Linked DNA regions of Homo sapiens: region 1 is linked to region 2. A link is a contact called in ENCODE Hi-C or POLR2A ChIA-PET data. All regions are on one chromosome and are shown on one strand. Each heading gives the region's core, a stretch centred on a gene start or an enhancer-like site at or near the end of the contact. The rest is flanking DNA. Distances are from core to core; before and after follow the strand shown. Region 1 holds the start of LINC01779 (long intergenic non-protein coding RNA 1779). Region 2 holds the start of KIF21A (kinesin family member 21A).

The links. A loop is a pair of places that touch in the nucleus more often than their neighbours do. ChIA-PET counts read pairs that join two places held with the same protein, here RNA polymerase II (POLR2A). Pooled maps may share reads with other maps.
Region 1: a map of ascending aorta shows a loop between it and region 2 (6-fold over the local background). The contact joins the promoter of LINC01779 here to the promoter of KIF21A in region 2. A Hi-C loop is called at or near these places in 3 of 168 maps with a recorded cell type or tissue (ascending aorta, gastrocnemius medialis and sigmoid colon), 1 of 37 single-sample maps with no recorded cell type and 14 of 50 pooled maps. POLR2A ChIA-PET finds 5 or more read pairs at or near these places in 1 of 52 experiments (GM12878).

What each region holds. Positions count from the first base shown.
Region 1 is chr12:40,223,503-40,226,485 of GRCh38, forward strand. LINC01779 (long intergenic non-protein coding RNA 1779) reads right to left here and starts at 1,401. Exons shown (of 1, transcript NR_186584.1): 1 at 1-1,401. It overlaps LRRK2 (leucine rich repeat kinase 2), which reads left to right and starts at 1,495. Exons shown (of 51, transcript NM_198578.4): 1 at 1,495-1,780; 2 at 2,053-2,138. The coding sequence starts at 1,630. It overlaps LRRK2-DT (LRRK2 divergent transcript), which reads right to left and starts at 320. Exons shown (of 9, transcript NR_186757.1): 1 at 157-320. RefSeq lists a silencer at 1,261-1,620 and an enhancer at 2,819-2,908.
Region 2 is chr12:39,441,622-39,444,425 of GRCh38, forward strand. KIF21A (kinesin family member 21A) reads right to left here and starts at 1,499. Exons shown (of 38, transcript NM_001173464.2): 1 at 1,306-1,499. The coding sequence starts at 1,349. RefSeq lists enhancers at 440-509, 1,328-1,828, 2,110-2,169 and a silencer at 1,130-2,029.

The DNA.
Region 1 (2,983 bases), core at 151-2,650, 780 kb after region 2:
ATTTTAGCATGTCTCTGTAAAAGTTAAAGACTCTATAACAACAAGACATAGACCCAATATCCAGGTTGAGTAGGAGTTTGCTATCTTACTAATCTAATGTATTAACAAAGTCTAGAGCATTCTTATTAAAGTGGTAGAGCATGAAGAACCTTCTACCTGGAGTTAGGAGATTTGCTGGGTTGAAGTCCTGGCTCTCAACTTCCCACCTGTGTGACTCCAGCAAAGCTCTTCACTTCTCAATTCCAAATCTCAATTTCCTCACTAGTGAAAGAAGGATACATAGTAGTAGTTGTATCCATTTCAGAATTGTCATCAGGATTGAAGTAACAGATGTGAAAACAAAACTAAAATTGTGAAGTAGTAACTTCCAGTCCAATCCTCTTCTTTGTAAGTGATCTTGAGGACAGACACATCACCTGAAGGATAGATCATCTTTGCCTAGCCTTGTCTACAATGTTCTTGCTAGGTTTCTTTTCCTAAAAACACATTACTTAGGTACTTAACAGAACAAACAAACAAACAATCAAAAGACAAAACCAAAAAACTTTGGGGTTATAGACACCCATACTCATAAGTATTTCTGAATACCAAGAGAAGAGTATTTAGGTTTGCTTCTCTCAACTTTTCACCTTTCATTTCATGTACCCTGTCCTTTGTCTCAGCTCTAATAGCTCTGAGAGCTGATTACTTTTCGGGTGTCCCAAGTATCAGGATCCTGCCTAGTGCAACTCAAATTTCCAAAAGTTAATTTAGTGGCCTTTTGGTGACCAGAGCTTCAGATAACTCACAGGGAAACAATGTTTATTTCCTCTCCCACTAACAGTCACAAAAAATCATAAAAAAGAGTAGCGGGGGCAGTTTTGATGGCTAACCCCTCTTTCCATCCTTTGGGGGAAAATTGCTCATCTCCCTATAGGTGGAACTCTAAAGACAATGTATTCCTAAAAGGGGCCATCTGGGCGGTGTCCTCTTTTCCCAGCGCCCTGATTTCTATTCTTAGATCTGGAGATAGGCGGCTTTCATTTTTCCTGCTCCCAGTTCCCAGACCTTCCGTGGGGCCGCAGGATCCCCGGCTGGCGGGTCGCGGAGGGTGGCCGGCCGGGCTGCGCACTGCGCGCCTCCGCTGCGGGGCTCCGGGCCTGTGGACTCAGCGGAGTCCGCTGAGTCAGTTTCTTCCCGCGCGACTCCCGGCCGCGCCGCCGCTGCGGTGGAATCTGGTCCCAGGAGGCGGCGTCCGCCCGGGGTCCGGTCTAGGCGTGCGTGGGGGCCACGGTCACGGTCATCCCAGCCAGGCCCGGCTCCAGCAGCCCCACGGCCGCCGCCAGAGTTCTGCGCGGCCCGTCGCCTCGGCGGAGCCTCTGGCAGGCCCCTGAGCTCGTTTTTGGGGCCTGAGTGGGGGAGGAGGAAGCCGAGCAGGAGGGCTCCGGAGAGGGAGGGCAACGCGGGGCGGGGAGCTGCCTCCTTCCTCATAAACAGGCGGGCGTGGGCGCCGATGGGGCCCGCGGGGAGCGCTGGCTGCGGGCGGTGAGCTGAGCTCGCCCCCGGGGAGCTGTGGCCGGCGCCCCTGCCGGTTCCCTGAGCAGCGGACGTTCATGCTGGGAGGGCGGCGGGTTGGAAGCAGGTGCCACCATGGCTAGTGGCAGCTGTCAGGGGTGCGAAGAGGACGAGGAAACTCTGAAGAAGTTGATAGTCAGGCTGAACAATGTCCAGGAAGGAAAACAGATAGAAACGCTGGTCCAAATCCTGGAGGATCTGCTGGTGTTCACGTACTCCGAGCGCGGTAATCACTTGAAAATAAACTGTGCTTTTATTTTTGCAAACTTTCTCCCCCTCCTTACATTTGCAAATTTTGTCCTCCTCCCCTTGACCCTGCTCAAACCCGGACTCTTAAGGAGCCGCAAACTCCCATATCCTTTCCTTAGGGCAGAAAGCAGCTGAGAATTTCAGGAAGGTCTTCACCTTTTTGACTTTTCTCCCCGTTTCAGACTAAAAAGGAGAGGGGGTGCTGTGGATTGTGACTTTGCTTCTTTTCCCCACCCACTTGTTTTCCAGCCTCCAAGTTATTTCAAGGCAAAAATATCCATGTGCCTCTGTTGATCGTCTTGGACTCCTATATGAGAGTCGCGAGTGTGCAGCAGGTAAAGGCATTGTTTTCACTTCAACTCATTCTCCCTTCTGTTTGGAAGGAGACGTTTTACTGGCAATGTTAATATAGCCGAGAGTTCTTGGTTATTCCCAAAATTTGGCTTGAGGAACCTCTGACTGTGATTTTAAGATGGGAATATTGTTAAATCATTACGCAATGTAAACGGGATGAAGAGCCCCAGTATGTGTTCCCTGAGTGTCTTTAAGAAGTAACTTTATAAAACCAACAGTATGGATGGTGGTAGAAGGAGGATAAAAATGGGTTCGGTTTTAGTCTCGTTATTGGCAAGATGAATTCATTAGTGTTTAGACTTGACTATTCCAAGTATCTTCCCAATACAGAGCATGTCCTAGATGAGAAGATTATGAATAGTTTGGAAAAGGGGAATAATTAATAGTGATAAAATGCAACTTTGTCACTAGCAAACTCTTGTAGAGTTCAGCACTTTTTAAAATTCAAAGATTTCTAGCCTTTAGTTGTAGTATACCTTGTAGTATCTAAAGAAAGTGATGTCTTATGAGACCCTCATAGTTTGCAACTGTTGTCATATAAAATGCATGTAGAAGTGAAACTTTTACAATCTGTACCATAGGAAACCCAGAAATTTGCTATGTATCTTGGATTTTTTTTTAAAGGGGGCCTTAAAAATGGTAATTAAGAATGATTTACAGTCAAAACAAAATTATAGGCCAAGGTGATAACTTCCTTCGGAGCACTTAGAGATTTGGGGAACTGAAATCAGTTTTGTCATCTGCATGTTAACTCATGCAGAGAAAGAGAATTGGACTTTGAACTCCTTGGAGGTGCAGTCAGAAAGCCAATGTTTCTTAATGGTTG
Region 2 (2,804 bases), core at 249-2,748:
ATTCTAACCAGTCATAAAACTGTCACCTCCCTGGGTGGTAAAAAAAAAAAAAAAAAAAACACTTAAAAACTCATTTTATTATTTAAGTTAATTAAAGATACAAAGTATACGAAACAGCCATTACTATGCCTGACCCAAGATGTGTCACTAAAATAGTAACTATAGAAATGTTTAGAGGGGAGAATTTTTAGAATAATTTTCTGGAAAGACTACAAGACTGGGAGATTGTTAATAGTTCCTAATTCCTTGGAGTGTAGATTATTTTTATAATCCTTAAAGCATAAATAAGGAGAAGTGAATTAACAGTAGACTCTCAGAGCTGTGAAAGCCACGCACTTACTCTAGGATGAATGCTTCATTAATTTTTCACACAGTGTGATGATGTTGCAATTTTCCATGAGCAACTATCAGAGCTTTCCTTCTTGATAAGTATCAAAACAGCCGAAATTACATCGAATACTCGTGCCTGTCATTGGCCGAAATATAATTTCAATACTAGGATGTACCTAGTATTTCCAGACTCACACCCTGGCCTGGGTAACGTTACGATTACATTGTATCCACCCTGCCTAATGTCAGTATGTTTCACACAGTCACCCATTTCACCCTTCCTCTGGCTAAAGAGTTTTCCTCCTTCTGTAGACCTCTCCCCAGTGGATTTTACCTTAAATTCCACTCCCATTCCAACACCCAAGAGGCTAGATCTGTCTCCTCTACCCACACGCGGGGGCATGTCTAGATCCCCGTGATGCTGAAAAAGATGTCTCATTTGCACAGACATCAGAACCCGAGTGGGCGCGCGGCGGGCCCTGCGGTCGCCGGCGCTGATAGTCAGATGCTTTGTCTCCTGCCTGGGAAGGCCGGAGCTGCATGGACACGTATGACAGACATTCTAGAACTAATAAAAAAGAACACCACAGCCCCGCGCACAGGCAGCTCCTCCCGGACAGGCGATAGCCCAAGGCGGCCAGACCTGAGGTGACTGATCCCGCGAGGGGACGGAGGGGAGTGACGAGGGCTTTTCCCCCAGAGAAGTCAAGACGCCCCCCAGGGACCCGGCGCCGCGCAGCCGCCAGCCACCTGCAAACACAGACGGCGTGAGGGCGGCGCAGTCGCCCTGCCAGCACCCGGCCGCGCGTGCCAGGCCAGCGGGGACTCACTGCCTCAGTTTCCTCAGCCGCAGAACCCGGCCGGGACGCCCCTCAGGTCGCTCCACCCCGGTAGCCGGTGCTCCGCGCCACAGCCAGGTCCTTGCCGCGCCCTCAACCCGCCGCCCGCCGCCCGCCGCCGGCAGACTGTCCTCACCTGACAGCCACCCGCACGGAGCTCTCGTCCGGGGCGCCCAACATGCTGGCGGCGGGCAGCGATCGAGCCGTTGGGCCTCGGCACCGCAGAGCTGAGGCGCCACTGGGGCCGCGGGACTCGGGCGCAGTAGGCTGGGGCGTCTGCGGGCGGGCGGCCGGCTCACCTCCGCCGCGCTCCAGCCATGTTGGGCGACTGAATGGAAAGGTGGCGGCGGCGCTGAGGCAGCAAGAGGAGGAGGTGATTCACGGCTCGCGGGCGCCCGCCCCTTCTCCACCGCTCACCCCCCAGGATCTGGGGCGGGGACAAAGCGCGCTTGAACGGCGAGCGCGCCTGTGGAGAAGCCAACAGGCCGCCAGCGGCCTCAGGGCGGCCGGGTGAGTGCGCCCTGCCCCCTCCGGTGGGGACGCGGCCTCCCAGCGGCCAGGCTGGGGACTCCACGCCCGCCAGGGCGCTCCGGGCTCCTCGCCCCGCACTGCGTCAGCCGCCGCCGCGCGGCTCAGCCCCACCTCGCCCTCCCCCAGCCTGCGCCCCGCCCTGCCCTCGTCGGGACACTGCCTGGCGCTGCTGGGCAGGGAGGCGAGGGGGAGGGATGCCTGCCGCCGGCTGCCCTCGCCCGAGGGCGACCAGCCTGTGCGCCCTTCCAGGCTCTTCTGGGAGAAGGAAGCAGCTAGTGCACGCGCTGCTGCCAGGTCCCTTCTCAAATCGAAGCTTGATTCAGCGGCGCGCCGGGAGCCAGGCAGCTGCTGCTGCGGTTCGGCTTTGTGTCCCACGCATAGCCTTATTGTCCTCTCTGCAGCTTGGACTTTGACCCCCTTCCCTAGCCCCCAGCTGAACGCCCTCCCTCCTCCCTCCCCGGAGTCAGTCATTCATGCTAAACGGACTCCCAGGTTTGTCCACTGTCTCTGGACAGCTGGGCTGTTCTACAGTTCATCGCCCGTTTACCAGCTCGGGTGGGATATGGAAATGATTTATTCGAGACTCCTGAATGCTTTTCTGTTCAATCATTTGTACACTGGTAAATGAACTGCACCCTGGTACTGCCAAGTGTTCCCAGAACTGAATATATCCACCAAGACCTGCTGTGTAGTAAATCCTTCCAAACTGATTTTCTTTCCCTTCTGGCCTTTAAAAAGCACCTCCCAATCCCAGGATTCTCTCAACATTGACCCATTGTGGTTTCTGTTTGTCACTATTGTGCTTCCACATGCCTTCAGATAGCTCTGTGGAAACAGCCTTTATTAGCTTTGCCACAGAGTATCTTTTGTGGACTGCTCCATACATCTCTATAAACAAACATGTGGCTTCATACGAAATAGTATCACAAATTAAATGGCACTATCCAAATAAAGGCACTACCTCAAATGCCTGCAATCTACAATCACATACCTAATCATCTTGTTCAGCAGTGATACAGCAGTGTGGCTCAGAGAAGGCTGCAACACTATGGGAAAAACAAGAAGTGTTTGATGATTTAAACCCATGGGAAGGCCGATGGGGTA